Regions from separate parts of the Homo sapiens genome. Here region 2 is linked to region 1. Evidence: read pairs that join two places in POLR2A ChIA-PET (ENCODE). Cell type or tissue: GM12878. All regions are shown on one strand. Each heading gives the region's core, and the rest is flanking DNA. Links, peaks and the distances in the headings are about the cores only.

The links. Peaks named below come from ENCODE experiments on the same cell type or tissue, not always from the same donor. Only the 100,000 strongest peaks of a DNase experiment are listed, where the experiment ranks them.
Region 2: POLR2A ChIA-PET joins it to region 1 with 6 read pairs; 2 of 35 experiments call an interaction of 5 or more read pairs at or near these places.

What each region holds. Positions count from the first base shown.
Region 1 is chr5:139,647,126-139,663,351 of GRCh38, forward strand. CXXC5 (CXXC finger protein 5) reads left to right here and starts at 1,224. Exons shown (of 3, transcript NM_016463.9): 1 at 1,224-1,720. It overlaps CXXC5-AS1 (CXXC5 antisense RNA 1), which reads right to left and starts at 2,603. Exons shown (of 2, transcript NR_149086.1): 1 at 2,210-2,603; 2 at 1,874-2,056. RefSeq lists silencers at 1,152-2,281, 2,482-2,651, 5,722-5,771, 13,875-13,934 and enhancers at 3,444-3,944, 7,692-7,741, 11,635-11,724, 11,803-12,652, 14,204-14,770. In GM12878, for the core only: a CTCF peak has its summit at 8,010; no DNase peak of the experiment used is centred there; H3K4me3 peaks cover 2,072 bases; H3K27ac peaks cover 2,255 bases.
Region 2 is chr5:140,050,280-140,066,505 of GRCh38, forward strand. No RefSeq gene overlaps it. Among named protein-coding and RNA genes, the nearest start is that of NRG2, 15 kb to the left of the region's middle. In GM12878, for the core only: no CTCF peak of the experiment used is centred there; no DNase peak of the experiment used is centred there.

The DNA of each region.
Region 1 (16,226 bases), core at 5,963-9,962:
GGGAGACAGTTTCGCTTCTCCCACCGAGGCCGCGCCTGTGGCTGCAGGCGCCCGGATCGCCACAGTTAACTCCCTGTTATCTGGGCCCCAATCGATCTCAGGCTGTAACGTTTAACCCTAGGCTGACTTCCCCAACCGCCCTCCCCCTCTCCCTCCCCTGCTTGGGTCTGGGGACTGCGTTTTCTTCGCCTCGCAGAGGAAGGTCGGCCTTGCACAAATCCGCCCCCACGAATCCCAAAGAATTGGAGAAAACTTCCACTTTGGGATTATATGCAGTTGGGATTATATGAGCCCGGGGCTTGCACCATGGGTACGTGAGGTGAAGACATCTGCAGCAGCAGGATTAATTAGCCTAAGATGGGCATATGGAGGCCACTGATGGAGTGAAAGCGGGATATGCGGGCCCAACTCTGTCCCCACTGGGCGCCTACTCTGGCAAGGCTGAGTTTTCCTTCTGTCTTTCAATCAGTACCTATTGAGCGCTGCTGTTCCAAGCATTGTTTCGGGTTTTGAGTGCGTAGGCCATGGTCTCAGGGCACCAAATGTACGTAGTCGTTTTAGCCCCGGGACTCAAGAGTTGAGGCTGATGCCTGCCTGAGAGATAAAATATCCTTTCTCGGATCAGTTTCCTCACCTGAGAAATGGGAACGGGAATCTCCGCCCCTTTTCTCCCGGGGCCCTAGTGCCCACTGAATCCATTAAGGAGCTCTTGGAAGGGTGGGGTCTTGGAACACGCGTCTACCTCCCAGGACCCTCGACTAGGAATCTCTGGCCCGCCGCGCACCTGAGCTGGGGGGCGCGGCCAAATTCTCCCTCCCGGTCCTCGAAGCTTCTGGCCCCGCTCTAGAGGGGGCAGAAAGATAGCAGATTTCCCCGGAGGTGCGTCTCTAAACCCAGACCGCCTCACCAAAGCGGGGAGGTCGTCCTTTTTTTTTTTTTTTTGTAAAGTTGCGGGAAATAGGCGAAGACGGGGCGCGCAAGGGAGCTGAGCCTGGGTGGACCGCGTCAGGGCGCGGGGAGCTCGAGGCGCAGCGGCTGCAGCTCCGGCCTCAGAGCCCGCGGCGTCCAAGTGGCCCGAGCTGCGCTGGGAGGGAGGCGGCGGGAGGAGGGAGGGGAGCCGAGGTGGAGGGGGTTGGGGGGAGGAGGGAGCGGCGAGTCCGGTCCGGGTTTTGCCGGCAGCCCCCGGGCAGCGTTCATAGCTCCTGCCCGGGCGGGCGCGCGGCGGCGGCGGCAGAGGCGGCTGAGCCTGAGCGGGGATGTAGAGGCGGCGGCAGCAGAGGCGGCACTGGCGGCAAGAGCAGACGCCCGAGCCGAGCGAGAAGAGCGGCAGAGCCTTATCCCCTGAAGCCGGGCCCCGCGTCCCAGCCCTGCCCAGCCCGCGCCCAGCCATGCGCGCCGCCTGCTGAGTCCGGGCGCCGCACGCTGAGCCCTCCGCCCGCGAGCCGCGCTCAGCTCGGGGGTGATTAGTTGCTTTTTGTTGTTTTTTAATTTGGGCCGCGGGGAGGGGGAGGAGGGGCAGGTGCTGCAGGCTCCCCCCCCTCCCCGCCTCGGGCCAGCCGCGGCGGCGCGACTCGGGCTCCGGACCCGGGCACTGCTGGCGGCTGGAGCGGAGCGCACCGCGGCGGTGGTGCCCAGAGCGGAGCGCAGCTCCCTGCCCCGCCCCTCCCCCTCGGCCTCGCGGCGACGGCGGCGGTGGCGGCTTGGACGACTCGGAGAGCCGGTAGGTGTCGGGCCACGGCCCTCCCTCGACCCCCCCCGGAGGCCGGCCCCCTCCCCTTCCCCGCCTACCTCCCTCTCCTCCCCCGGGGTTCGGTGCGCGGCCGGGGCCGGAGTTCGCTGCAAGTCGGCGGAAAGTTTGGCTGCGCGGGTTCCCCCGAAGTTCAGGTGCGGAGAGCCGGGGACGGGGAAGGAGGGGTCCGTATTTGGGAGGGGCGGGGGGCGCCCGCACCGTAAGCCGCGGAGCCCCGGAGCCTGGGAGACCTAGCGCCGGTGATCGCTTGGTGGCCGCTGCTATACCCAAGCCTCCCTAAGCCGCAGTATGCTCGGTCGCAGATCACTGAGTTCAGACAAAAAGAGGGGTTTTAGGGTCTGGGACGGCGGCTTGGGCGCCGTGGAGTGGGGCTGGGACGCTCCTTGCGGGGTGCCGCCCCCCTCCCCCCCACTACTCCAGTTCGCGGGCGCTGGGGCAGCGGGCGCCCGGGGTCCTCACCTCTTGGCGTTGGGCGGGCGCTCAGCCTGCGGGGGCGGCTGCTTGTAGATCTCTGGCGCGCACTCCCCCCATCAGACCCCGCTCGCAGCCCTGTGTTGAGGGGCGACGTTAACTGCTCTGGGCGCCCTCGACCACGCGTGGCTGAGCCTCCCCCACCACTTGGAAGAAGCGGCGGCTACTTCTGCATTTTTCCTCCGGCTCCTCGCCCCCGCTGCCCGCGGGGTGCCCGGCGGGCTGATGAAGTTTGACCTTTTTTTTCCATCAAAGTATCTCCCCCACCACCACGGTGCCCCGCGGCCCCTCCCTCCCTCCTTTCCCAGCCTTGGGGAGTCTTTTGAGCTGTCTCCCGAGCCCCGCGTGGGCCACGCAGCGTGCAGAGCCTGGGAGGGAGAATGGGGGTGTTCCTCTAGCTGCGGAACTGTGGGGGGCGTACGTCCCCGGCGCCTGCCACGCTGCACTGGCCCCAAATTTACCCATGAAGTTCGGCCCGACCCCCCTCCCCTTCGCTTCCCCGGAGCGGAGTGAGGGGCTGAACCGCCGCGAGAGGAATGTGTTAATTTTCTGGCTGGGGGAAGTTGTCCTCGCCCGGAATGGGCTGCTTTCCGGCGGGGAGCGCGGGGTGCGCCTGGCTTTGTTTATTTGTAGGATCGACGGAAAGCGAGTGACCCCGGTTTTTAAATGGGGGGCCACCTTCGGGACCTGTCAGAAGAGCTGAAACGCCCAAAGTGGGAGCAAGATCTCTTTTTGTTCTTTTTTCCCCCCCGGGAATCTGAAGGGGTGCGCGGAGTTGGGCTGGTGCCTCGGGCTGCAAGGAAGCACCAGTAAATTTGGGGGGTTCTGTAGTGACTCATTCGGAAAGACCCGCTCCCTGAAGTCTCCCGCGACGGGGGTCTGAAGGTTTGGCAACCGCGCCCTCCTTTGCCCCCTGGACTTTGGGTGGTCTGAGAGTCGCGCCTTCGGATGGGGGGGGAGCTAAGGGGGTGACCAGCGGACCAGACTCCTGACCCCCACCTTTCCTCGCGCGGCGGGCGCTGTTTGGAGCCCTTGGATTTGTGGTGGGCCCTGTCCCCCCCACCCCCGCATTTTCTTTGGAAGCGTTGGGGAGGGGGCGTGTGTGAGATCGCTCGGCCCTCGCCCCCGCCGGAGCCGCCCCAGGGCCGCCGGCAAACAGAGTCCCTTTCAAGTTTTCCGCTGGGGCCGCCTGGCGGGGGCTGCGAGCGCGGTCGCTGCGGACTTGTTTGGAGCGCGATTTGAACGCCCGGCTCCACCTCAGCTGCCCCAGGCCGCGGGGTGGGGGGCGTCTGTCCTTTGCAGTTGGGAGTATTTAAATTAGACGTCTTGGGGGACCTACTGGCCTAAGCTTCACCTGATCCCCCTCCTGAAAGATGCCCGTGCCTTGGTTTCCAACCGCCACTAGAAAACCGGGAACTGAGACCGAAGCCCCCTCTAAACCCCTTTCTGAGAGCCGTGCGGGGAAACTCAGGCCGGCGGGCTACCTACCCGTAACTGCGTATTGTTGATTTAGCAGTTTCCCTAGATGAGAGTCAGGCTGGAGCTTGGGGGGGTGGGGAGTGGCCCGCTCTGCAGCTGTCACCCCCCTCCCAGAACGGAAATTGTCCTCTCCTTGGGGAGGAGGGAGAGGGGGTGATGGTTTGATTTTTGCCCTGGGAAGAGATGGGAACAGCTGAAGGAGATTGGCCTCCGAGTTCCCAGCCAGCCCCCGGAACTTGGGTAGAACCCCCCTACCCCTCATCCTCGCAGTAGCTGGGTCTCTCCCAGGGACGCCCCTAGTCAGCCTTGGCCTCCCTCTCCATGCCACCTCCCTTTCCAAGGTGAGCCTCTGCAGAAGACAGACCCTTGGCTGGCTGGCTGTCGGGTTGGTGCCTTATTTATGTGTGTATCTGGTCCTGGCCGTTTTCCCCGCTCAGCAGGTGACCCTGGCCAGGGCCTCCTATCTCTCCCGCGACAGAGCCTGTTGACTTACCCGAGGGCCAGTGGCCTCGTCTTTATCACGTGAGGCCTGGAATGTCCACCCAGCTGGGCTAGGCTGGGCTGGGCTGGGCTGGGGTGGGTGGGGGAAGGGGAGGGGAGGATTCTGCATCCAGGGCACCGGCCAGCACAGGCCCATGTTCCATGGGTTCCCACTGTGACCCTCAACTCTTGCTGCCCCTTTCCTGCTCTGCCTGCCTCCTACTCATTTGGCACATGTGAAACTGAGACCCATAGGAGTGTGGGGGCAGGCTTGTATCTGGGTGAAGAAACAAGTCCAGGGGAATGAAATACCCTGCCTTCTTCAGGACTGACTGCACCTTGTTGTTTATGGGAGGATGGAGTGGAGGGAGTCTTGCTAGGAGGGAGAGAGGGATGTGGGCTGGGCTGACTTTCCAGGTTGCAGGATAGGGTGGAGGAATGAGGGAATACGGGTGAGCCAGACCCAAGCCTGGGTTCCTAGAGCCCCTGTCTGGTGGCTTGATCATTTAGTCCGAATTAACAAGCATGATGCTCTGGGGCATGCCCTAATTGAACAAGAATGGGGGGGTTCACACATTGTTATTACGTTACTATTGCCCACTCTTTATATGTTATTCATTTGTTGGCCCAATATGTTTGTATTGAGCACCTACTGTGTATCAAACCCCACCCTTCTGGTGGTACACAAATGAATCACTGCTCCAGCTCTGGAGGCAGGCCCAGGATAGAAGCTCCGCCCCGTTTCCCCGCCCCCTGGGGCCCTGATTGGGGCTTTCCCTCTTTTCTTTTTTCTGGGGCTCTCCCTCTCTTACCCCCACCACCTGGTCCCATCCTAGCCGCCGGCGCGCGCGCGCGCGCGCGCGCGCGTGTGTGTGTGTGTGTGTGTGTGTGGCTGTGTATGTGTGTGTGAAGTGTCCTTGATTAAGTGTATTAATAGTTAAACTCTCACTCATAGCTGGAACTCACCAGACCACAAAAAGCCTCCCCCGTTACTCACGCGCTACTGCCCAACAAGAATATCCCACTAAAGTTTTTTTCTGCTTTCTCTTACTTCCCCCTCACCTCCCCCCAACGCTGAGCCCACCCTTCCTGGATTCGAGCAATGAGAAAGGACTGCCCCCTAAAGACCCAGGAATCTCCAACCCTCCACCTGCCCCCTAAAGCCAGAGGCAGTGTCAGCTGACAGAGATGAGGCTGTGTGGGCACTAGTCTGTTGTTCTGGGATGTGGGAATCTGGGTGATGTGTGCTTATGACTCAGGACATGTGTGTCTCTAAGTAGTGTATCTATATCTGTGAATCTCTGTGTTGAATGTCTGTCTCAGGGTGTGGGAGTCTGAACATACATGGATTTATGAATCAGGGCATGTATATTTGTCCTGATCTAGAAGTGTGTGGATCTGTAGTGTATGTGTACATGTGTGTTTGTGAATCTGAGATTGTATTTCTGAAGATTGGCTATGTCCCTGTGAATCTGGGAATGAATATATTCTGTGAGCTGTGTGTGCTTGGAATTTTGGAGAGTTTGGATTTGTGATTTGTGTGTATCTGTGTGCTTTGTATATGCTTATAAATCTGGGGGATCTGACTCTGAGTAGAGTGTGTCTGAATTGTGAATGTGGGAGTGGGCCTGTCTGTGCTGTATGGACAGTGGTTTCTCTCTGTCTGTGGTGGCGGCTGGCTATGTTTTCCTTTCTCTTTCTGTATCTCCGTCTTACTGAATCTCCCCCTCTGGTTGTTTGAGGCCCTGAATGTGTGTGTAGCATGGAGTGTGTGTGTGTAGAACTGAACCTCTCACACCCAGTCCTTCCCCCTGCAACCCCTACACCCCTTCCCTCCCCAGCAGTAACTGGGCAGCCTCCCCGTCTGCCTGCCTGCTGGGAGTTTTGGAAGCCGCAGAGGGAGACAGGCTGGGGCTGGGGTGACAGCGTGTATCCACGGCAATGGTAGCATGTGATTACGGGAATAAAAGGATTTTAAGGTCATGGGTGGGTTTTCTGGAGGGAGGGGGTTGTGCCCCCACAACCCACCATTTGGTGGAGCCAGTGGCAGCAAAGGGCCAGCCTGTGTGTCTCCATGCTGGGAAGCCTGCCCCTATGCAGGTGAATGTGGATATGTGGGGCTTACCTGGGAGTGTGAGCACATGCTTGCACATGTATGAACGGAGCCTGTGAGAGCATGTGTGTCTGGCTGCCAGATCCCCAGATGAGAGTCCATAGGCTTGTTCCCTGGGGGAGGATTCCCAGGAAAACTTCTTGCTTCTGGGTATTACATGGAGCTGGAACCCCACAGTCCTCTGTATGTTGAGAAGCAGTCTGGTCCCAACCTTTCCCTGTACCCATACTCCCAACCCCAAGTCTAGTGTCTCTGGCCAGAGACTGACTGGGCCAAGTCACCTGGGCCAGGCCACATCTTGGGGTGTCAGTGCCCTGGCCCCGCTCCAGCCCCTGTAATTGCATTCTGCCGCCTAATCCCCCGCCAGCTCAATTAGATCGCAAATTCTTCTTCATTTCCTGCCTCTGATGCTGGCCTCCCTCTGGGCTCACAGGGCCTAGGAGGGAGGGAGGGGATCCTGCCCCGCCTTCCACAGCACTAGGGGCTCTAGAGAGGTGATTAGTTCCAGGCACACTGGCCCCAGAGCACAGGTTAGAACCCTGGGGACCAACAAGACAGGGCTCCACTGGCCCTTTTTGGGTCAGCCTCAGTATCCTCACACTAGGGCAGGGCTGGTGTTACCTGGTATGGGGGCTCTGGGTAGACCAAGCAGATCACTCTAGCCAGGACCCTAGCTTGTACCCTCACCTGGGGCTCCTACAGGCTCTGCCCCTCTCCCATCCTCAAAGCAGTTGCCATCTCCCCAACCCCCCACGGCAGTTGTGACCTTGTTTTTGACCTTTTCTGGGTGTCCCTTGTCAGAGCCAATTGAACCACTGAGCTCCACTGCTACCGGCTCCTCCTAACCTCCACCCAGACAAGTGTGTATGAGCAGTGGCTCTAGAGTCCATCAGATCTGACTCCAAATCCTGGACATGTCACTGCCTAGCTGGATGTGTGACATTTGGGCCAGTTGTGTTATCTCTACAAACCTCAGTTTCCTAATCTCTGAAATTGGACGGTAAGAGAATGCCTGCCTCACAAGGTCATTTTCAGATGGACACAGATGGTTGCATAGTGCCTGGCAGGGAGAGGTGCTCACCTACAATCTGTATTCAGTAAACACTGGCTTTTATAGAGACAAGGAATGCATGTCCCCCGTGAATCCTAAGAAAATAACATGTGGCTCACACCTCGCACTTCTGTCTCCATTCAGCTGATTACCAGGTGTGTGACCGTGGGTGCATCACTTTGTCTGACTTTCTCTTCCTCATCTGTAAAATGGGACTGATAATAGGACAGACCCCATGGGGCACATGGTAGCCTTCTCTGAGATGATGTGTGCAGATGCTTGGCCTCAGTATGTTTTCAAGGTGTTACTTGCCTTCTTTCTTTCCTCACCCCAAGCCTAGGGTGGGGTAGAGCTGGTGAAGACACAGGCTCAGGGACAAGGGGACTGACCCAGGTGGTGAAGCTAGTAATGGGGCCAGGCTGGGGTAGCGTGGGAGGGCTGGGGGGTGACCTGCTGGCTCAGCTGAGCTGTGAGGCCCAGCCGTCCCTCCCCACAGGTCTCTGTGGAAAGTGGTGGCTTGGCTGATTTTTCCTGGGAAGGAGAAGCTGGATGTCTCCCGCTCCTTCCCCAGGAGGTGCCGTGGCAGCGGCTGTGTTGACAGGCCTCCTGGCTTTCTTGATAGGGTGGCTGGCAGCTCTGGAAGGCCGGCTGTACCCAGATCAGCCCTAGGGAAGAGGGAACTGCAGAGGTCTCCCTGCCATCACTAATCCCCGAGGCCCATCCCACCCTCAGCCTGTCCCTCCATCGCAGGAGGAGAGCTGGGGAGACTGGCTGTGATGGAGGTGGTGGAGAGACAGGCCAGAGGTGGGGCAGCCCTCCGCCTCAGGGTTCCCCATTGCTCCCTGGCTAGTCTCCTGCTTCCTATGACCTTTGTCACTCACTGGCCTAGCTCTTCAATATTTCATGGCCCTTCAAGCCGGCCCCCTACCCCAGCCCACACAGCCCCCTTTGTCTCTGCCTGCCACCCCCCGCCGCCCCCCTGGGCATCCCTGCCGCTGAATTACTGACCCAGAGGCTGCCTCTGCCTTCTCCTAACTGTCCCCCACTGTGCCTGCCCCTGACACTTTCCCTATCCCTCCTGACCTACCTCCCCACACCTCTCCTTGTGACACCCTTCATCTCTTCGGGATTCTCTCCCCTTCGCTGACATCTCTGACCATCTCCCTGCCCTTTTCCTCCATTTCCCTCTTTTGTTGGCCTCCTCCTTCCCAGTGGAACAGAAACCGCGGCAACTGGTCCGCCTGCCTGTCCACCCCCCAACCACTGTCCACCCCTTCCTGCCCCCTCCCCCACCAGCTGTGCCGGCCGGCCGTGAGAGCTGGTTTTATTTATTTTTCTGTTTGTTTGGGAAGAGGGCAGTGGCGGCTCTGGGCCCTGGCTGCTGCGCTCTGCTTAGAGCAGCGGGCAGGCGGGCCTCACTGGCCTCCCAGGAATGTGGCTGGGACGCCCCAGCTATATTTACTCCCCTCCAGCTGCCGGCCCCAGCAGGGCAGAGCCAGGCCTGCCTGGTGGCCCCCGGGGAGCCCTGTACCCGCCCTCCTCTGTCTGGCAGACCCTACATCGCCCTTGGGCCCAGCACTCCCTCCCTTGCCTGTGACCTTTTCTGACCTCCTCAGACGTGCCCAGCCTGCCAGCAGGAACACTTGTGTGCCATGCCAGTACGGGCGTAATGTTCGGGCACTGGGGGCCTGGGTTCCTGTGGGGCAACCCCTAGCGGCCCCTACACACCCAAGTAGGGGCCTAGGCTGGGCCTGTAATCCGATGGCCAGAACTATGCAAAGCATCTTTCCAGGCCTTTCTCTGTGGGCCTGGCCCCTGCTCTTGCCACAGTCCCCTTGGCTCTGCTGTGATCACTGGCAGGGGTGGTGTCAGGTGGGGGCCTCAGTGGGCTTGAGTGGCTGTGCTCCTGGCATCACTGGATCCCCAGGTCTCTCACACAGGCACACATATGTACGTGTAACACACCTAAGTGCTTACATACACACACATGTGTGCAGAAAGACACCCTCACCCATGAAAACATGCTGGCTTATACCTTCCTTGCAGGCAGGGCCGTGCCTCCTGTCATTGATCCCCTCATTCATCAGATGCTTATTGGGGCTGCTTATTGGGCCTGCTCCTTGCCAGCCTTGCAATGGGATATGGCAGTGATTACTTCTTGTACCCCCAGTGCCTGGCACCAAATAAGTGTTTGAAGAACTTTAGCTGCTGCTGTAATCAGTTGCGGCCCCCGTTAACTGCTATTTTGTTTTTGTTTTTGTTTTTGTTTTTTTGAGATGGAGTCTCACTCTGTCACCCAGGCTGGAGTGCAATGGCGCCATCTTGACTCACTGCAACCCCCACCTCCTGGGTTCAAGCAGTTCTCCTGCCTCAGCCTCCCGAGTAGCTGGGATTACAGGTGTGCGCCACCATGCCTGGCTAATTTTTGTATTTTTAGTAGACATGGGGTTTCTCCATGTTGGCCAGGCTGGTCTCGAACTCCTGACCTCAAGTGATTCACCTGCCTCGGCCTCCCGAAGTGCTGGGATTACAGGCGTGAGCCACCACCCCCGGCCAACTGCTATTGTTGTAATAGATTGTAACAAAGCCAGTGGTAATGGGTAGCCCAACGAAAGTCCTCTCTGTGGCAGGCACCATGTTAACAGCTTTCTGACTTTCACTTTTTTTCATCCCCACAGTAGCCTCAGGTGACATGGGCCCATACCTGGGACAGATGCATGTTGTTAGCATCCCCATATACAGATAAGGAAACTGAGGCCTTGGGAGTTTGTGGCTTGCCACTGCCTAGTGGGATGGAGTCCTGGCAGAGCCCTTGACAGGCTGTTGGCCTCTGTGTGCTGTTTCCTGCACCTTCCACACTATCTGGCACACAGAAGGGACTCCTTAAATGCTTGCTGGGCACAGGCCTTGCTCTTTCCTCTTTGAGGCCCCCATAACCCTTGGCAATGGGCTGGATGTGTTGGGAGATGGGCTGATAGGCTAGTTGGGCAGACAAAAGTGAATGAATGAATGACTGGATGACTGGTGGTGAGGATAAGTACTGTCAGGGGACACTGGGGTAGGGGGTTGCTGGTGAACAGGCTGGCAGGTGGAGACCTACTGGCCCTGTGGAGGATTCTGGGAAGCAAGGTAGGGGCAAGGCGGAGAGATGTGGCCAGAGAGCAATAGGCTGCTAAGCCAAGCCAGTGGGGCGGGTCCTATCTTCTTTGAGGACCACAATTTTTCCATCTGTCAGATGGGCTTGGGAGCCTTTGTCCTGGCTGGCTGCCGGCTGGCCTGGGCTGGGACTGGCCTGGGAGGTGAGGGGACTGTGGCGGGAAGGAGGAAGCAGTGGGTGGTGAAGACAGGAAGATAAAGCGTGGAGCTTGGCTTGGAACCTGAGAAGCAGAGACCAGCCCTGACCTGACGCCCGCCCTCCCTCCCTCCTAGCCGCAGGATGGGGTGCAGGCATGCAAACCCCCCACCACCCACTCTCACTCTGGTGCGGGCTGACTTCCTGACATCTGTGGCATTAGTGGCTGTGTGTGCCAGGAGGAGGTGGCCTGTCCCCTAGGACTAGACCAGCTTCTCTCCAGGCCAGGGGCTCCCGACAGCTTCATGCCAGTTCCTGTTGACTCTGATGGGAGAGACCCAGCCCCTCTCCTGCCTGACCCACCTCCCCCAGAACTAGATGGGAAATTAGTTAACTGGGCTCATAGCAGTAGGCAGAAGTGGACCTGGCCCCCTTTCTTCCTGGGGCGGTCAGATCTTGGTGGCCTAGAATTTCTTAGTCATGGGAGTCTAGAATCATAGATAGAATGCTTGGAATGGAGGCATTTTTCAAGTCAGGATTCTCGTTGGGATTCTGGAATCACAGAACCATGGATTTTGCTGCTAGAAGGAAGTGTAAATGGTCATGTTTCAGTCTCCTTGTTTGATGCTAGGGGACACTGAAGCTCTAGGGGTCAGGCTGCCCTGAGGTCACAGGGCCTCTTGTCCTCAGGTGACATGAGCCCATACCTGGGACAGAAATACCTGTTCTGCCCCTAGCCAGCCCCTCTCTGGAGCTCTAGCCGGTGTGGAGAGTGGGCTGTGGGCCCAGTCAGGCAGTGGGGGGATGCGGCTGGCCCACAGGCACAGGAGGGGTCCTCTTGGCGGTGCCCGCCCGCCCGCTGCCCACGCTTCCCGAGGCACCAGCGTGAGGAGGAAATGCAGGCTGTTGCTTCCAGCAACAGCCGGCAGGGCCGGGCGGCTTCCCAGCTCCCCCTCTGACTCATGGCCGCCTGCAGCTCCCCCTCCCTTGGGGTCCTCAGCAGCCCCATCTGTGCAATGGGGAGAGGAGGCTTTTTTCAAGGTCTAACATCACCCTGACAATACCTTGGGATTCTTTTCAAGACCACTGTTGAACTGTAGGAGAGTTAGGAGTGTCATCTAGAGCAGCCTAGCTGGGCGTTTGAACCCAGAACACTGAGAGATTCTGTTTGGAGTCATCCTAATGCCTCCAGAAGCCTGGGAGGGCTCAATTGACTCCTGAGGCAGAAAGTGTGGTGGGAGGCAAAGGAATAGTGAAGGGACCTGCAGTCAACCCCTTTCAGGAAGAGCACAGTGGGGGATGCGTGGCTCTCTGGGCTCTCCCTGACCTTGGTTTGCCCATCTGCAGAATGGAGGTGGTTACCCATGAGGTCATTCATTCAGTGTCTGTGCTGTGCCTGGATGCTGGGGCTAGTGGCAGATCGGCTGGGAGGGGAGGATTCCTCTGCTGCAGACGGGTAGGGGTGTGACTTGGTGACTCCCGGGGAAGGACTGAGGTGGGGGGAGGTAAGGAGCCGGCCAGTGAGGCGCGGTGTCCAGCGGAAAATCCCAGCTGTTGTCAGGAAGTGTTTCCTCCACTGGTCTCCTGGGAGGGAGACAGGCTAGCAGGAAGGAGGGCAATGGGGGCAAATAAGGCCCCCAGCCAGTCCAAGTGGAGACATCCCAAGCCTGGCAGCTGGGCGGGTGTGCCCCGCACACTGCAGGAGGGCTGGAATGCACCCCCCATGCTCTGAGGCTGGGCCTATGCTGGGGGGCTGGGACTGCCAAGAGGGGCTGGGCCCTCATCCAGATTTCAAAGCCTTCCCCAGGGGCCTTGTGGTGCCCTCCACCCTGTCCTGAGCTGCCGCTGCGGGGGTGGCAGATGCTGTTTCATCGGTCGAGGCAAGTGGGAGCCCTCCGGAAGGTCCTCCTGGGAGGTTCCGGGGGGCAGCAGGGGTGTCCGGGGGCAGTGGGGGTGTCGGCAGCTGCTGCCCCGCCTGGGCTGGCTCTCAGTGGCCTCCCAGGTCCTTTAGGCCCCGGGGCCTGGAGGTGGTGCTTCTGCATTGAGGCTGGTCCCTCCTGCCCTTGCTTTCTCCCACTGCCCACCGAGCTTCTTGGTTGGCTCTGGCCCCCTCCATCCCTGGCTGTGTCTGCAAAGCCCCCCGGGAAGGCAGGGAGGAGGCGCAGCAGGCTCAGAACAGCGGGTGCCCGCGCAGCCAAGTATTTGCTCGAGCTGTCAGAGACAGACAGGCATGTGGGGAATTTGGTGCGTGTGGGGCTGGGGGAAGCAGCCGGGTGGGCAGGCAGGCAGGAGGAGGGAAGCTGGGGCTGCCTCCCAGCCTGTGGAACCCTGCAGAGACCACCTCTCCCCAGTCCTAGAGGCAAGCTGCATCCAGGCACCTTCCTCCTGCCTGTGCCAGTGCAGTGAGGGGAGCGGGATGATCCTGTGGGGTCTGATAATAGCTCTGACACGGGGAAGGGGGTGCCTTGTCGAGGGCCTGCAGGCTCAAAGAGGCTCTGGTGGAGTGTGGAGCCAGGCAGGAATCCGGGTTGTGCCCGACTGTGGCCTCCAGGAAATAGCAGCTGTCATGCTCCCGCCCCTCCACCCCAAGCCTGGCACAACTTGTTTCCTGGCCAGGATCCGGCCAGGGCAGATTGGAGGAGCCTGGTATTGCCCGGCCTGGGCAAGGAACAGGCAGGATGCAGGGGCCATGTTTATAAGCCTAAAGGCGTTTGGGGTGCTCTGGGGAGGGGACCTCAGCCCTTATCTCCTATGCGAAGACCCCAACCCAGTCACCTTTGTGGTCTACACTCCAAAAGCACCCATTAGGTAGGGTAGGGCCCAGAGCTGAGTAATGCTTGGTTTTTCGTAGCTTGAGAGCCCAGAGAGGGGGATACGCTGCCCCAAGGTCACACAGTGGGCTCCTCAGCCTTCCCCTCTACCCTCATGTGGGTGGGGCCACTGGGAATTGGTGAACATGGGGGGGTTTGCTGGGGTGGGGGGCCTATATTTAGTCAGTCCTGCAGAGCCAGGGCGCCTCTGGGAGCAGCTGCTGGGGTTGGGGGGAGTACACAGACAGAGGCCTAGAGCTGCATTTAGTCTGGACAGAAATATCCTCCCCCCACCCACCCACCCACTGGCTGGGAGGCCAGGCTGCGGGCCTGTCCCCTGAGGGGCAGCTTGCCTGGGCCTGGTGGCCGGCGGGACAGGCAAGATGACCCGATAGGCTTTTCCCAGCTCAGGTTTCGATGAAACAGGAACCCCGGAGCTGCAGCCTGGGCCGAGGGGGCCAGGGCAGCCGGAGTCTGGGGGACCAGGACAGCCTCCCCCACCTCCGCCCTCATGCTCTTCCCCATGCTGCAGCCTCCCCTTTTCAGAGGCCTGGGGAAGCAGCAGGTTATTTATCAAGCCAGCCTCCCCGCCGCGGCTGCCCGCGCCGCCCCCCCACCTCTTGCGCTGTCGGCCATCAGCCCAGCAGAGCAGGGTGAGCTGGGCGGGCGGGCGGCAGGATTAGCTCAGGAGACGTGAGTCACCCCATCCCCAGCAGCCCCGAGAGGCCCTGCGGCCTGGCAGTTAGAGTGCACACTCACGCACCCCACACGCGGCACACCCAGGCACACACTTAGGACAGACACAGTCACTTGCAGCACACGTAGTTCCACACGACTCAGCACACCCAGCCGACACGCGTGGTACAGACTCGGTCACATGCACCATGCACACACAGCTCCCATGTGGTGCTCCAGAAGCACACTCACGGTTCCAGCCACAGCCCAGCCTCTGGCACACACACCCACTGGCACGTACCTAGGCGAATGCACATACACAGGCACACATAGGCGTGCACACATAGGCCACTCTCACCCCATTGGCCCCACACACTGGGGCCTGATCATTCTCAGGCCATAGCTTACCCCTAGATGATGCCATAGAGTGGGCCAGGGCACTGGCACACACAGGCGCAGCTGCTGTGGTCAGGGCTCTGTTCCCCTAGACGCCCCGTGTTTAGGCTTACACGGAAGAGGCCCGGCCTTCAGCCATGTTGTGTCCACCGGGTTCTGCAAGGTGTGGGTGGGGAAGTGGAGATGGTTTTTTCCCATAGCCAACCTGGCTCTGCCCTCTCTGGGGAGGAGGTCCAAGTATCAGGCATGAGAGTGTTAAACCCACTGCCCTCTAGTACGGGGCCTCTGGCCCAGGCAGAGTGGGTTGGGTACATGGGGGAGAGATACAGGGGAGCTGGGAAAAGGAAAGGCTGGAGAAGGAGTGCCAGGGAAAGTCGATTTCCCCAGGACCACTAAGTGGCCAGCTGGTTCCCTGACCTGGGGCATGGGGTCCTTGGGAGGTGACAGGGTGTGCCAGAGATGGGGGGAAGAATGAGACCTCTGATCAAATGGGCCCAGGAGTCTTTCTGCCTACCTTCCCTGCTTACCACACACCTGCTTCTCCCTGTCCCCTTAGTTGCCAAGGCCCTCATTATCCAGTGCCCCCACTTAGATTTTGGCCATGTCCCTGGTTCTTAGTCTACAGCCCTGCAAAATGGGTACAGAGCTGGCTTATGTATAAGGAAGTCCTGGGGTGCTGAGAGCTGAGGGTATGCCCTCAGGGAGCCTTTTTAAGCCTCTGCCCGCCTTTGGGGTTGGGGCCTGCCTTCCTTGCACTGGGCAGAAATAAGGATATACCCCTTTTCCATATGCTGCCAAAAAAAAAGCCGTTTTTCAGATGAGAGAAGTGAGTCTGATGGGAATGGCTTCATGGTCATGAAGGGCTTTGGATGCAATCTCCTAACACCCAGACTACCGGTCATTCTGGGCCTACAGTACTGAGACAGCCTAGCAGTGGTCAAAGGGCATGTGGCTATAAGGACTCAGGCCCAGTTGGGCTCCCTCCTCCTGGCCACACAGTTCTCCATAAACGACTGGACCGTGGTTGAGGAGGAGAGAGGGACCCAAGCATCCTGAGGGACACAAACAGCAGTGGCCAGTCAGGAAACTGGATGCCCGTGCCGCGGACTCTGGAGTTGGACAGGCCTGGGCTCCACACCTGGCTTGGTCGCTGCCTGCTATGTAATCATGGGCCAGTCTGCTCACCTCTCTGACCTCATGTTTGTCACCTGTGAGATCGGTATGACTCTCATCTCTGTCTCAAAACCGCAGGACCTGAAGTAGATGGTGGGGTGTGTTGTCATCAGTTCTCATTATGTCACCTGGATCTCCAGGCGAGCATGCCCCTCCACCTGCTCCACTAGACCTGGCATTTTTCTGGGGGTGGCATCCCACAACAAGGGCTCCTTAATTAGAATGTCTTGGATTTAGCCTTCTCTAGGGCTGTTCTCAGATGGGGATGCTGAGGTACCTGAGTGAAGAGGCTGAGCTGGGGGCCAGGGGTTGGGGGAGGGATGGGAATGGGTTGGACCCAGGGCAAAGGAACCCATGGGTGTTGGGTGGAAAATCCTGGAGGCTTCCTAATATCAGAGGGAGCAGAGAGAGCCGACTGTAGTTTCAAGGCTTTCTCTGTCTCCCACCCCCTATGCTCACACAGCAAGGCTATATGTTAGACTTGAGCAGGGACTTCCAGGTGGCAAATGGAGCCTTTGCAGGGTGGCGAGAGGCTT
Region 2 (16,226 bases), core at 6,317-10,316, 400 kb after region 1:
TCCCAAAGTGCTGGGATTACAGGCGTGAGCCACCATGTCTGGCCACTTCACCTTTTTAAGTCTTTTCATTTCTGAGCCTTAACTACTTTGTATTTTACAAATGGAAAATGTATAGAGGTTTAATAACTTGTCCAAATGACAGACACAGCTGGGACTCTAATCCAAGCTTGTCCATTGCCAAAGCACGTCCTCATGCACAGCACCGTCACAGCTCTCTGGGTAAGAGGCAGTCTCTTAGTGTCACTTTCATTATCATCTAAGAGGTCTCTAATTTCTCTGATTTCCTTTATTGGGAGGGGCCCCCAATAAAATATCTACTTCTTAGAAGTTGTGTAAGGATTAAGTGAGATAATTCATGTGAAATGTTTCACACAGTACCTGGACACAGAGTAACTTGCTAAGAGTGAAGGCTCTGGAGTCAAACTACCTACGTCTGAATTCCAGCTCTGCCAGTTTGCTTGACTGACATTTTGGCCTAGCTACTTAAGTTCTCTGTCTCAGTTTCCTCAACTGTAAAATGAGTAAAATGATATATCTTCCTACATCATTAAAATTGTTATGAGTCTTAAATAAAATAATATATATAACCCACTTAGAATAATGTTCAGCACGTTAGCCATTATTAGTTTGACTGTAATAACCACTTTTCTTATTTTAAGCAGCCATACTTTGCCCAAAATTCATCCGTTTTAAAAGCATTCACTTTCATATGTTTTGAACACATGCTGAAATTCTTAAGATTGGAGCCTGATGTTCTGCTTTATTTAAAAAAAAAAGGCTTCTAATTGATAGTTCCAGTTCCCAATCAAGAGAGGCCAGGATTCAATAGTTTATAGCCTATGGCTGTGTTTGGAGTCGAGGGGCTTCCACTCCCCAATTTGCTGAAAAGGGCAGCAGCCCCTCTGTCTGAGTTGTTCCATCTGGGATAATAATAATTATTTCTTTGTAAAGTGCTTTGAGACCTTTGGATGAAGAGTGCTATGTGAACACAAATTATTATCTCTTTTCCAGATATCACTTTTAGATTAAAATCCAGAAGCTCCCTAAAATAGACCATAGCAGAAGTATAGTCTGGACACAGATATATCTGTCCAGTATTGTCACAACCAGATAATACATTCATGATCAACACCATCATTCATTTTCTTTTACGTGTCATAGCAGATCTAACTTGGATTGGGAAAAAATGAGATGTCCTCAAGATGGATGTTTTTGCTGTTTAACTTTCAAAGATTTCCCCCACTCTGTTTTCCTGATTTGTGTTTTTGGAATCCTCTCCTGAGGTCAACAGGAACTCCGAGGTTGATTCAACTCTGGGGGCGTGAAGCAGGACAAGAAAAAGGAATTATTTTCTTAGTCCCAAATCCTCATGCTAGTGTACCTTCGAGTGTTCAATTCATCTGTTTCTACTTTACAGTTTTTAGTTCATGTGCATTCTTTTTCATGTGGTTTCTAGACACTTCAATATCATCCGAGGTCAGTAATTTTAAGACTTTACTTTCCCTGAGTTTTTGTTATAATTCCTAAATGTATTTATTCATTCTACCAGAAACATTTATTGAAAAATCTGCTAGGCATAGCACTGCCCCAGATGCTAAAGAAATAATAGCCATGGTTCCTGCTAGAGCAAAATCTAGGCAAAATTGGAGTCAGGTGGGCTGTTATCTGTTGAGTGGGCACCCGTTCTTGATTCTTACACACACACACACACACACACACACACAAACACACACACACACACCTTCTCCTTTAATGTCATCCTTCCCCTTTGTATCTCAGAGGCTCAGTGCCCCACTGCTCTCTTGGCTTTCTCAATTCTAAGGGCAGAGACAGTGTGTTTTGCAAATGCTAGGCCCTCAATATTTGCTGATATGACAAACTCAGTCACACTAAAGGATTAACATCTGTTAAAGCATAATGCAAAACTCCTTATGCCTTCATTTCTAAGACATCCCATATTATTCATTTCAAAATGAACTTATTCATCCCAATAATATTTTTATTTCATTCTTTCTTTTAAAACATCCATTTGATTAATACTTATTTTAGAACTTATCATTCAAAAGTGTCTTTAGCGCCTACTCTGTTCCAAACTTTCTATCAGATGCTAAGAACGTAGAGGCAAATAAGACATATAAGGCCCCTGCCCTTGAACAGTTTACACTTGTAAAGGGAGACAGACACCAAAAGGAAAGAAAGAAACAAAAAAAAATTTCAGTGAGAGAAAGAAAAGATGGAGAAATAAAGAGCGAGGTGTATGAGTATGATTGGATTGAAAATGACCAGGACAGGACAGGTGCAGTGGCTCACACCTGTAATCCCAGCACTCTGGGAGGCCAATGTGGGCAGATCACCTAAGGTCAAGAGTTTGAGAACAGCCTGGCCAACATGGTAAAACCCCGTCTCTACCAAAAATACAAAAAAAGAAAAAAGCTGGGCGTGGTGGCTGGCACCTGTAGTCCCAGCTACTTGGAAGGCTGAGGCAGGAGAATTGCTTGAACCCAGGAGGCAGAGGTTGCAGTGAGCTGAGATGACGCCTCTGCACTCCAGCCTGGGTGACAGAGAGAGACTCCATGAAAAAAAAAAATGACCAGGACAGGACAGTGCTTACAGGCATGGTTTCTCTAAGAAGACAGAATGTGATCTGAGACATGAAGAATGAAGAGGAGTCAGCCACACAATACACTGGGAGAAGAGCATTTGAAGCAAAGGGAAGAATCCCACACAAAAGGCCTGAGGAAATAATAAGCTGGACACGATCAAAGTAGGGAAGGAAGGCCAGTGGGGTTAGAGATTGTTATAACAAGGAAGAAGAGTGGTATGGGATGAGGTCAGGGAGATAAGTAGTGATCAGACTCATGCTGGGCCTTGCAAACTAAAGTAAGTTTGGGTTATTTTCTAAGCACAATGGGAAGTCACTGGAGGGTTGAAGTAGACACCATGTGATTTATAATTAAAAGAGATCACTCTGAGGTATGGGGCAGAGACTGTCATGGTACAAGAGTGGAACCAGCGAGATCAGTTAGGAAGCTGGCAGTGTCCTGTCCTGGTCATTTTTTTTTTTTTTTTGCAGTAGACTAGGAGAGATGACAGTGGTTTCAACTTGTGTAGTAGCCATGGAGATAAAGAAAAATTGACAGAATTTAAGATATAATTTGAAGATGGAACCAACAAGACTTGCTAGATTGGATGAAGTGGGCAAGGAAAATAGAGTAATCACAGATGACTCAAGTTTTGGCTTGGACAGAGGATGGTACCATTGGTTGAGATGAGAAATTCAGTAGTTGAAAGAAATAGAAAATTCCATTTTTGTCATATTAATACCAAGATGCCTGTTAGACATGCAAATGGAAATTCAAGTACAAGTGGGTAGGTAAGTCTCGGCTTAAAATAAGAGGTTAGAGTTAAAGGTCTACATTTGGGAGTCAACATATAGTTGGTATTTAAAGCTGTAGAACTACATAAGATGATGAAATAAAAAGGGTGATAGGGAAGAGTTTCTAGAACAGCACTGTCCAGTAGAAATGTGTGAGCCACACATATGAGCTACGTGTGTAATTTTACATTTTCTAGTAGCCATATTAAAAAGTAAAAAGAAACAGATTAATTTTAATAACTTAATATATCTAAAATATTAGTATTTCAACATGTACCCATATAAAAAATTATTCATGAGACATTTTTTAAATACTGAGTCTTTGAAACCCAGAGTCAATGTTATGCTTTATGGCATATCTCATTTCTCACTAGCCACATTTCAAGTGCTCAGCAACGAAAGTTTAGAGGTTGAATAGAGGAGGAGGAATCAGGAAAAGAAAACTGTAAGAATGGTGCCATGGAAGCCAAGTGAAGAAAGTATCTTAAAAAGGGATTGGTCAGCTGTGTCCAGTGTTTATAAGAGGCTGAGTAAGATGAGAAGTGGCAATAGAATTCAGCAACATGGAGGTCACTAATGACCTTGACTAAAGCTGCTTCAGTGGAGTGATGGCTTCCTGGAAGGAAGCCAGAATGGAGTCAATGAAAGGTAAGGAAGTGGTGCCAGCCAGTATAAACAACTGTTTCAAAAACTTTGGCTGTGCAGAGGAACAGAGAAATGAGCACTAGTTGGAGGGGGATATGGAGTCAAGGAAGGGTTTTTACTAAAATAGGAGATGTCAGAGCATGCTCAAATGGCAATGGGAATGTTCTAAGAAGAAGAAAGAAACTGTTGTGGGAGAAAGTGGATAGTAAGTGAGGAATGGAAATCCTTGAGAAAACAAGAGAGATGAGCGTAAGAGCACAAAGAGAGGAGCTGGTCTTTGACAAGAAAAATTATTCTTTTATCAAAACAGGAAGGAAGACAGACCATGGGCACAGTATAGAAGAATGGATACAGATTAGTTTATAGAGCTGAGTAATGGAATCTTCATTTTAACACAGGGCTGAAGCCATAAGCGAAAACAAAAACCAAAAAGAGAGAGAAAAGAGGAATGCAAGCTGGAAAGGAAAAAGGTGGTATGCATGTGGAAGGGGAAGAAGGGACACTGTATTCTTCCTTTTTTTCTTTAAAGAAATCCATTTGACTAATATAAGAGAGGATTAAACTTTTCCACGATCTGAACTGTTGGTGTCCACCCTACAAGATACCCCTTTCTCTGGATCACAATACCTAGGAAACCAATTTAGTAATCACAAGATTGCTCGATGATCAGAGTTTCTGGGCAAAGGGAATGAATAATCTTGAGTTCATTTCATTCAAGGTGTTAAAAAAAAAAAAAGCCTGATGAGCTATCTCTGATACATGTAACAGGGTACACATGCTTGCTACATTCAGCTTATCTCTCCCCTGAACAATGTTGGAAACGAAGCGACACAATCTCAAAATCCAGTTTGTGGAACAATCTACCTGAGACCTATTTAATCTTATATCTATTTGGAAGTACATCTTCCAGCCATTAAGAAAATTGAAAACCACTAGAGGCAAAATGTATCAGGCAGAGTCCCAAGCAGGAAATACTATTCTATTCAAAACAGTTTACTGAAAATAACTTATTAAAGGGACTATCTACAAAGATGTGGGCCAAGTTAAGGGAAACAAGACTCAGTAGAGACACCCAGGGGCCTGCAAGAGTGGTAAAACATTCCCTTCCCTCGACATACAGGGGTGAGGTGAAGAAGAAGTGTCACCAGATCCCAGTAAGTACTGGAGCCACATCGAAGGGGCCGTCAGGCAGCTCCTGCAAGAATGTGGCACTAAAGTAGGGAGAAAGAAGGGGGAAGAAACAATCTAGTCTCTCCTTTCTGCTCTTCCTCCTACCCCCATGCCAAGCTTCTGCTGAATGAACCACAGTCAGAAGCCAGAGGATGAGGGAACCCACAGAGGTCAATGTACAGGGTTCCAGGCAGGACAGGGAAGGGCAAAGAGTGAATCTGATGGGTGGGAGTCTGGGGGCAAACAGTATAACTAGCGCAGGAAGATAAGCTATTCTTACATGAAACAAAGAAGCACCTAAATAGGAATGCCAACCTTGGACTATTTATGGAGCACTAAATTTATGATAGAGAGGAGGGAAGGGGAGAGGGAAAGCGAAGTAAAACTCTCATTCATACGAAGATAACAGTAACTCTTAGCTTTCATTCATCTCTCTTACTAGACCAGAGATTTGGAAAAGGGGGAGATATTATTTTGCATTTTGTTTTATTCAAGAGAAGCCTTTATTTTCCCCTTATTATTAGAAGGCAAAAAATCCTAGATATAAAAATATTTGTTTGACTCTTTGAGAAAAAAGAATCCAGTACAGATTTTCATATCCTATTATCCTTATACTACTATTCCCACCTCCCCTCCACGTGCACCACTGGAAAGAGGCTAAACCTCCAGGAGATACTGGCTTACCGAAGCTTAAATTTAGACAAAAGAACTGATGCAGACATTTGAGGTCACTAAGCTTCTGTCACCATATGGACATAATCAAACAGAAGGCAATACAGCATTGTGGTTAAGAAGGTAGGCTCTGAACCCAGACTGCCTGGGTTTAAATGCATGTTCTACTACTTACTAGCTGTGTGACCTCCAGCAAATTACTCCTGTCATCCTCCATATCATCTGTAAAATGGGGATAATAATAGTACGTATTCTACAGTGTTAGCTTATGAGGATTACATGAGATACTTCATGTAAAGTACTTAGGGTACAGTCTGCCATATAGTAAATGCTTAATAAGAGTCTTACTATTAATAAAGCCAATTTTCTGATTCTGAAGTATTATGCAATCAATTATATTTCTCTTTAATAACCTGGTCTTTGTCTCCTCTCCATATGTTTAGATTCTTCTCCAGAATCAATCTCTCTCTCATTCTGTCTCTCTCTCTCTCTCTCTCTCTCACACACACACACACACACACAGCAGATAGTGGAGTCCTCATTTCTCATTTATATCAAAGATGTTTGGATACTCTTTAATTCATTCATTTACTCATATCTTTATTGAGCACCTACTATGTTCCAGATACTGTACTAGGTGCCGGGCATAATATAAAAGTGAGGAAAAAGCAGACAAAGTCCTTACTCCTAAGAAGCCTGCGATCCAGTGAGGGATACAACATTAATCAAATTACTACAAATAAATATTATATGATATTTACTATCTTATAGTACACTACTAAGTACTATCATATAGTATTTATTTGTAGTAATTACATTAATGAAAAACCTGAGCTGCAATATCACAATACACTTACGGGCATTGTCCATCAGCTCAGGTTTTTCATCATCTAGAGAAAAAGAGGAGCAGAATTCCATGAGCTACAAGTGAGACACCAGGCTTTGCTGTCCAATGTGGTAGTCACCAACCACATGTGGCTATTTATATTTTAGTTGTAAGTAACTAAAATTAACTATAAAGTTTTAAATTATGTTTCTCATTTGCACTAGCCACTTTTCAAGCATTCAGTCATCATATGTAACTAATGGGTACTGTATTGAACAGTGAAAATACAGAAGATTTCTATCATTGTAGAAAGTTTATTGCACAGCCCTCAGATATGAAAGAACCCTTCAGTTGTGAAAGAACCTCATATATAAAAGAAATTTCCATGGTTTGGAAAGGGGAGGTGGTGACAAAAGTAGGGAAAATGCTGTAAGATACAGAAAACATGGCAAAGATAAGGTTTTTCAGCTTAACCATAATTTCAATTTCTAATAGACATGAGGGTCCAAGGGTGATACAAGGCTAAAATATTGCACGGACTAGTTCCCTTCCCTACCACTTCCTCACCAAAAATACATTTTTCTAATGGAATTTTATATTCAATTTCAGGTATTTTTTGTTTGCATTTTTTGTGATGTAACTTCAAGGGAAAACAAAATTCACTTTATAATGAATTATCATGTTTACGTTCCAACTTTTTTGCAATGAAAAGCTATAGGGGATATCTGTATGGGCCAAGTGGCTTTTCCCAGAAGCGACATGATTTCGGGATTTGTCAGTTAGCTCTCTTCCATATTCTGGACGCCACCATTTCTTACTCATGAACATGCCACTTTTTCAGATTTCCTTTTCTCATTATCTCGGGGACACAAAGCTTTAAGTATAGTTTCACATTGACTGTGTTTACATCCAGGGGGTCAGAAGCAAGGGTTCTTCGTTTTCCTGTGTGTGATCACGGAGCCAATGCTCCCTTTTCATTGGTACTTGACAGTGCCTCAGGAAAATGCTGTAACTAGTGTGTGTGTGGCGGGGGAAACGGGACTTTTAAATTTTGCACCCAGGATAAATCTGCCATGTGCACAGAAAAATAAGAGGAGTCCTGGTGACAGGTGGCAGTTTTCTACCTGGGAAAAGAAATTCAAGTCACCAAAGGGGAAAAGAAGCTTTACTTATTTTCTAGGTCTGAGAAAAATCACAGCTGTTGTTGTTAAGAATTCTTATCAGACAGTCTTAATTAGTAAGTCAAAATATGGATATTGTTTCTCAGTTATGGATTGTATGAGTAGATAAATTATAAAATGTGGTCCCCAAAGCTGAAACTAACCTAATACTGAATCCCTCCCAAACAATCCAGCTGACCAACATGTAGGAAGTCCTCCCCTGAGACTGCCATGGGGTGAGGAAACCCAACCACCTGTGTGAAAAGGCTCACATAGAGGAAAACCAAGGACTCTGGCTGGCAGCCCCGGCTGAGCTTCCAGCTGGCTGCCAACACAAACTGCCAGCCATGAGAGTGAGGCCATTCTGGACACTTCACCATTCTCAAGACCCCGGCCAACTCTTGTGAAGCAGAAGGACCACTTAGTCAATCTACCAAAAAGTGAGAAGTAATAAATTGTTGTTTTAAGCCACTAAGTTTGGAAGTATGGTTGACCCTTGAACAACACAGTGTTGAATTGCACGGGGCCACATATACACAGATTTTTTTCCAATAAAAGTTTCACAGAATGTGCTTGCCTCTCCTGCCTGCCTTTCCACCTCCTCCACCTCTTCCACCTCTGCCACCCCTGAGATAGCAAGACCCACCCTTCCTCTTCCTCCTTTTCCTCCTCCTCCTCAGCCTACCCAAAATGAAGACCATGCGAATGAAGACCTTTCTGATGACCCACTTCCACTCGGTGAATAGTAAATATATTTTTTCTTCCTTTTACTTTTCTTAATAACATTTCTTTTCTCTAGCTTACTTTATTTTAAGAATACAGTGTATAACACATATAACATACATATCTGTTAATTGACTGTTTATGTTATCGACGAGTCTTCCCAGTCAACAGTAGGCTACTAACTTGTTAAGTTTTGGGGGAGTCAAAAATTATACGTGGATTTTCAACTGCACATGCAGAGAGGATGTCCGTGTCCCTAACCCCATGTTGCTTAAGGATCAACTGTGGTTTGTTAGAGAGAAATGGATACTGAAACAATATCTTAGGTAAGACTATCTAGAGACTATCTAGCATACTTCCTTTGTACATAATGGTAGGCATATTATTTTGTTTTGATAAATTAAACTATGTCATGGAAGAAAGAAAAAATCAGACAGGCTTTCTCCCTTCTTCCTACTACCAAATATGCTAACCTTTCCATGCCTGTACTCACACTATCTACCTTTCTTTTGTTACATTGAAAGAACTGTCCCTGTTCCTGTCAAAAACCAGCACTTGCAGTTGTTTTCCAGATCCTATCTTTTCTTGCCTTTTCAAGGACTCCACTCAATTCTCTCTTCCTTCTGCTACATCATAAGTTTTTGTCTGTCTGTTGACTCATTCCCATCAGCAAATAAACCTGCCTTAACATCATTCATTAAAATAAAACATTGAATTCATATCACCTCCACCCATTGTCCCATTTTTCTTCTTCCATTCATAGCAAAAAATCCTGAATTAGGTGTCCATGTTCTCTGTCTCCACTTTCCCACCTACTGATTCCTCAACACATCCCAACTTGTCACCAAATTCAACAGTCATCTCCTTTCCTCATCTTCCTCCATCTCTCAGCAATGTTTGACACAATTCATCACTCCTTTCTTCAAACACTTTCTTCTTTTGGTTTCTGTTACATCTCACACTTCTGGTTTTTACTCTATCTCACTGGCTACTCTCTTAAAGTTGTTTCTGGATATTCCTCCTCCGATCAGCCTCAAATTGTTAGTAATCCCCCAGCATCAGTACAGGGACCTCCTTCTTTTCTCCATCTACCCTCATTCCATAGGTATAATTTCATCCACTTTCATGGCTTTAAATACATCTAAGAGCTGATGACTCCCCCCAAATTTGTGTTTTTCTTTTCTTTTTCTTTTCTTTTCTTTTCTTTTCTTTCTTTTTTTTTTTTTTTTTTTTTTTTTTTTTTTGAGACGGAGTTTCACTCTTGTTGCCCAGACTGGAGTGTAATGGCATGATCTCTGCTCACCACAACCTCCGCCTCCCAGGTTCTGCCTCAGCCTCCCAAGTAGCTGGGATTACAGGCATGTGCCACCACACCGAGCTAATTTTGTATTTTTAGTAGAGACAGAGTTTCTCCATTTTCGTCAGGCTGGTCTCAAACTCCCGACCTCAGGTGATCCGCCTGCCTCGGCCTCCCAAAGTGCTGGGATTACAGGCGTGAGCCACTGCTCTCAGCTACCACATTTGTATTTCTATACAAGTACTTCTTTCATGAAGTCCAGAACTACATATCCTCTTGCCATCTCTACTTAGAAGTCTAACAGGCAACTCAAATTTAACATTCTCAAAAAAGAACATGAATTTCCAATCCCATCTTCAAACTTATTCCTCCCTATTTTGGTAAATTGCATGACCCTCTACATAGATGTTTAAGTCAAAAATCCTACAAGACATTGAAACCTCTCTTTCCTTAACCAACCACATTTAATCCCAGTCTTGTCAACTCTACCTCCAAAATATATCACAAATCCTTTCATTTATTCCTATCTCCACTGCTACCAGCTACTACCATCACTTAGACAAGTCACCATCATTTCCACCCTGGACTACCATAATCACCTCCTAACTATGAATTTCCTACAAAGAGCTTTTTAAAATGTAAATTGGATATCATTCCTCTGCTCAAAATTCTCCAAAATTTGCCACTGTATTTAGAATAAAATTAAAATTCTTTACCCTAACCTAGAAGGTCTTACATTACCTGGCCTCTGCCTACTTTTCCAACCCTATGTCCTGTCACTTTCTTGTTAGTTTAGTGCAGTTCCAGCCACACACACCAACCTGCTGTTCCTTAAACACACCAACTGTGTACCAGCCCCAGGGCCTTTGCATTTGCTATTTTCTATGCCTAAAAATCTTTTCAGATCTTTGCAAGGCTGGCTCCCTCTTGTCATTCAGGTATCAGTTTGGATGTCGCTTCCTCAGAGGGATCTTAAATGATTGCCACCTAAGGAGTAGCCCCCAGTCAGTCTCTAGAACATGTCATTTTCATTATAGCAATTCTTACTTGCTGATAATAGTTTGCTTATTTGGTTTTTGTGTGTTTGTTTGCTGTCTGTTTTTCCCCACTAGAATATAAGCTCCATGTGAAAAGAGCCCATGTTGTTTTGTTCAATACTGTATTCCCAGAAGAGTGCCTGGCACTCAAAAGTGCCTACTGGCCGGGCACGGTGGCTCACTCCTGTAATCCCAGCACTTTGGGAGGCCGAGGCGGGTGGATCACGAGATCAGGAGATCGAGACCATCCGGGCCAACATGGTGAAACCCTGTCTCTACTAAAAATACAAAAAGAAATTAGCTGGGCGTGGTGGCAGGTGCCGGTAGTCCCAGCTACTCAGGAGGCTGAGGCAGGAGAATGGCGTGAACCCAGGAGGTGGAGGTTGCAGTGAGCCGAGATCATGCCACTGCACTCCAGCCTGGGTGACAGAGCGAGACTCCGTCTCAAAAAAAAAAAAAAAAAAGTGCCTGCTAGGTGCTTTTCACATGGAGCTTACATTCTAGGGGGGAAAAATAGACAACAAACAAACATACAAAACACAAATAAATAAGCAAACTATTATCAGCGAGTTAGAATTGCTATAATGAAAATGACATGTTCTAGAGACTAATTGGGGGCTACTCCTTAGCACCCAGTAGGCACTCAAAAGTGTATGTTAAATGAACAAATGCCAGGATAATAATTATAATTATGTCATTCCTCCAGCCTGGCAAACATGGTGAAACTCCATCTCTACTAAAAATACAAAAAAATTAGCCAGGTGTGGTGGCACACGCCTGTAATCCCAGTTACTTGGGAGGCTGAGGCAGGAGAATAGCTTGAACCAAGGAGGCGGAGGTTGCAGTGAGCCCAGATGGCACCACTGCACTCCAGCCTGGGTGACAGAGTGAGACTCCATCTCAAATGATAATAATAATAATTAATAATAATAATTATTATTATTATTATGTCATTCTTTAACCTTGGTTCAGTTCAAGAACTTTATATGGGTAGTAATATAAATATTTCCTATGCAACTCACATTCGTCTCTATGAATGATTTCTGTATAGTATGTATACTTGGTACTTTAGTTATGACTCCTCGATTACAACTTTTGTAAAGGCAGGGATTACACCTTACTCAATTTTGTATACTGACAGCCTATATAGTATCTGAACTATTATAGGCTCTAAAAATACTTTGTTGGCTTGAATAATATCAGTCAAGAATCTGAATACTTGCTTTGAGCTTAAGTGGTAAAGTTGATATAAAAATGCATTATGACAGTGATCCCTCTCTACAAGGCATTTAAAACCTAAAATCAGGAGGGGTTATTGCGTAAAATTAAAATACAGGAAACAATAAAACACTTTATAGAAGCAATCCAACATTTTAAGAATAAATACCTCCAGAAACAGGGAAAAATGAAAATAGCTGATGATTTGATAGTGACACTGTGGGTATGTTTTCTCATTTAAATTCTCTTAATTGTTGTTTATGTAAAAAATACAACTCGTGACCAGGCGCGGTGGCTCATGCCTGTAATCCCAACACTTTGGGAGGCTGAGGTAGGTGGATCCTGAGGTCAGGAGTTCGAGACCAGACTAGCCAAGATGGTGAAACCCCATCTCTACTAAAAATTCAAAAAATTATCTGGGCATGGTGGCGCACACCTGTAATCCCAGCTATTCGGGAGGCTGAGGCAGAGAATTGCTTGAACCCAGGAGGCGGAGGTTGCAGTGAGCCAAAATCGTGCCACTGCACTCCAGCCTGGGCGACAGAGCAAGATTCCATCTCAAAAAAATAAATAAATAAAAATAAAACTTGTAAGAAGAATTCTAGGTCCTACAAATATCAGTGCTTTCTCCCATTAGAACCTTCACAGAGTAGAAAGAAGATTTAAGAAATTCCTTTTCCCAGAGAGCCACAATAATGTTGTGCACCACCAACTCTCAACATTTTCCACCAGGCTGATGCCCCTGGACAGCCATTCATGTTACTCCTCTATCACTACCCAGTCAGTTAAGTAATCAAATACTGAGCACATGGCTCTACCCTCAAGAAGTTAACATACTGGTAGGGGAAACACCTGTAAACATAGAAATGCCCTGCAGTATGATAAATACAGCAAAAGAAGTATGTACAAGGCACAGATGCACTAACAAGGACTGCTTAATTCTGTCAAGAAACATATCACAAAGGAGGTGATGATGAAGTTAGGTTTCTAAAATTTAAGTTGGAATTCACCAGGAGGAAAAGGAGAAGAAAGGTATATAAGACAAAGACATAAACCATAAAGTGACATTCCTAAAGGGGTACAGATCCCTGGATAAATCACAGTGTGTCCGTCTCCCCAAAATATTTTATGGGTAATATCAACTTTGTAGAAATAGCAACAAAAGCCTTGGAGAAAAAGTATAAACAAAACCTAAACTTTAGGTTAGTCTGCAGAAGAACAAGAGACAGTCCACCTAATCTTGGTGATAGATTGTGTGTATGTGTTTGAGGTTTTATATATGAATACATGTATGCGATTTTTATTTATCATCATTCAGCCAGCATTGAAATCATGATAAAATTAACTAAAAATTACCTACAGAAACTTTTCTAGGATTCACTCTCACATAAAGCAAAGTGTAATAAATAAAATTTTTAATTTCTTTTACAATGAAATAGGGCTCAAAAATTTTAAAAACCGTTAAAACTGTTTCCTTCACTTTCTAAGTCTCTATGTTCTCATCTGTAAAGATATGTTAATTAATGTATAATCTCCCTTAAGACTGGGATATATATATATGTGTACTAAAAGTGTTTGGAGCCTAGACAAAGGAGATAAAGAAATAGAATTAAATCTACTACCACTTTCTCTGACCCAACCCGGAATACTTAAATTAACTAATATCAGTATTTTTCTGTTACTGTTAGATACACAATGAACTATTCAAGGGTATGTAAAAGTAGTTACAATATGTACTCAAGTAAAAATCAGAAAAAAAGTTGCCTATCATGTCTATGTGCACTTATGGGATATACATTCACAATCTAATTGAGAAGAAAATACATTTATGAAACAGTTAGAAATAATACGGGCAAGTGTAAATGAAGTCCTAAGCTACACAGTAAAGACTGTAGATGCTATCAGTTCTGAGGATGGAAGCAATATTAATGACACTCATGACCTCTAGAATGCGAATGTCCTTGTCATAGTTCTCTATCTCTTTTCGAAAATCTTTTCTCCCACGGGGGGAAAAAAAAAGTTCACTAAAGAAAGATTGGGGCCAGGCATGGTGGCTCACGTCTGTAATCCCTGCACTTTGGGAGGCAGACGTGGGAGGATCGCTTGAGCCCAGGAGTTTGAGACCAGCCTGGGCAATATGGTGAAACCTGTCTCTACAAAAAAATTAGCCAGGTATGTTGGCGTATGCCTAGAGTACCAGCTACTCAGGGGGCTAAGGCAGGAGGATCCTTCAGCCTGGGAGGTTGAGGCTGCAGTGAGCCCAGATTGCACCACCATACTCCAGCCTAGGCAAGAGTGAAAAAGAGCAAAAACTAAGTCAACTATAGTTCAAGAATCCAAAGCCAATTATTACTAGCAATTCAGAGAATTACCTTCTAGGCTTTAGAAAACATATTAGAGCTATTGGGTGGGGGGGAAGTTAGATTCACCCTTCATACCACACACAAGAATAAACTCAAAATGGATCAAGAGCTTTATTGGAAAAAAAAAAAAAACTATACAAGTTCTAGAAGAAAACTTGGGTGAATTCCTTTTTAACCTCTGTGTAGGGAAAGGCTTTGTAACTATAATTTGAAATACAGAGGCAAAACAAATAAAATATTGATAAATGTAACGATATAAAAATAAAAATGTTTTACATGACAAAACATAAGAAAAGGAAATGACAAACTGGGATACAATATTCACAATATGTATCACAGATAAAGAGCTGACGTCTTAAATTTATTTTTTCTTTCTTTCTTTCTTTCTTTCTTCCTTCTTCTTCTTTTTTTGTCTGAGACAGGGTCTCACTCTGTCACCCTAGGCTGGAGTGCAGTGGCACAATCATAGCTCACTGTAACTTTGAGCTCCTGGAATAAAATGATCCTCCTGCCTCAGCCTCCTGAGTAGCTGGGACTACAAGTGTGCACCACTATGCCTGGTTAATTTTTTATTTTTTAATTTTTTTGTAGAGACAGGGTCTCACTATGTTGCCAGGGCTGGTCTTGAACTCCTTGCCTCCAGTCATCCTCCTGCCTTGGCCTCCCAAAGTGCTGGGATTACAGACATGAGCCACCACACCCAGCCAAATTTACTTCTTAAAAACTATTTAAAATATAACAAAAATGACCACAAATTCTAGAGAAAAATAGGCAAAAATACATAAACAGACAATCCACTAAGAGCTATATAAACACAGTCTTAAACATATATAAAAAGATGTTCAACTTTATTCATAGTAAGATAAATGCAAATTATTAAAATGATGTTAAGATATCATTTCTCACTCATCAGATTGGCAAAAAAAAGTCAAAAGCAACCATCCTGGCTAACACAATGAAACCCCATCTCTACCAAAAATAAAAAAAATTAGCAGGGCATGGTGGCACGTGCCTGTAGTACCAGCTACTCAGGAGGCTGAGGCAGGAGAATCATTTGAACCCAGGAGGCGGAGGTTGCAATGAGCCGAGATCGTGCCACTGCACTCCAGCCTCAAAAAAAAAAAAAAAAAAAAAAAGGTCAAAAGCTTGATACAGTGGACCAAATGTTTATATCCCCCCCAAATTAATATCCTAACCCCAAAGGTGATGGTATTAGGAGGTGGGGCCTTTGGGAGGTGACTAGGTTATGAGGACAGAACCCTTAATGGGATTAGAAAGATCATTCTCTCCTTCTGCCATGTGAGGACACACTGAAAAGACCCTCTAAGGAGAAGTGGGCCCTCATTAGACACCAAATCTGCCAGTGCCTTGATCTTGAACTTCCAGGCCTCCAGAACTGTTAGAAATACATTTCTGTTGTTTATAAGCCAGTCATGCATCATTTTACAACAATGTTATGAGAAATGGGTCATTAGGCAATTTCCTTGTTGTGTGAACATCATAGAATGTACTTACACAAACCTAAATGGTACATCCTACTACACAGCTAGACCATATGGTATAGCCTATTTCTCCTAGGCTACAAACCTTTAGGACCCATTGCTATACCGAATACTGTAGGCAATTGTAACACAATGGTAAACATATGTAAACATGGAAAAGGTAATGTGTTGCACTACTATGTTATGATGGCTACAATCTCACTTAAGCCATAGCAATTTTTCAGTTCTATCAGAATA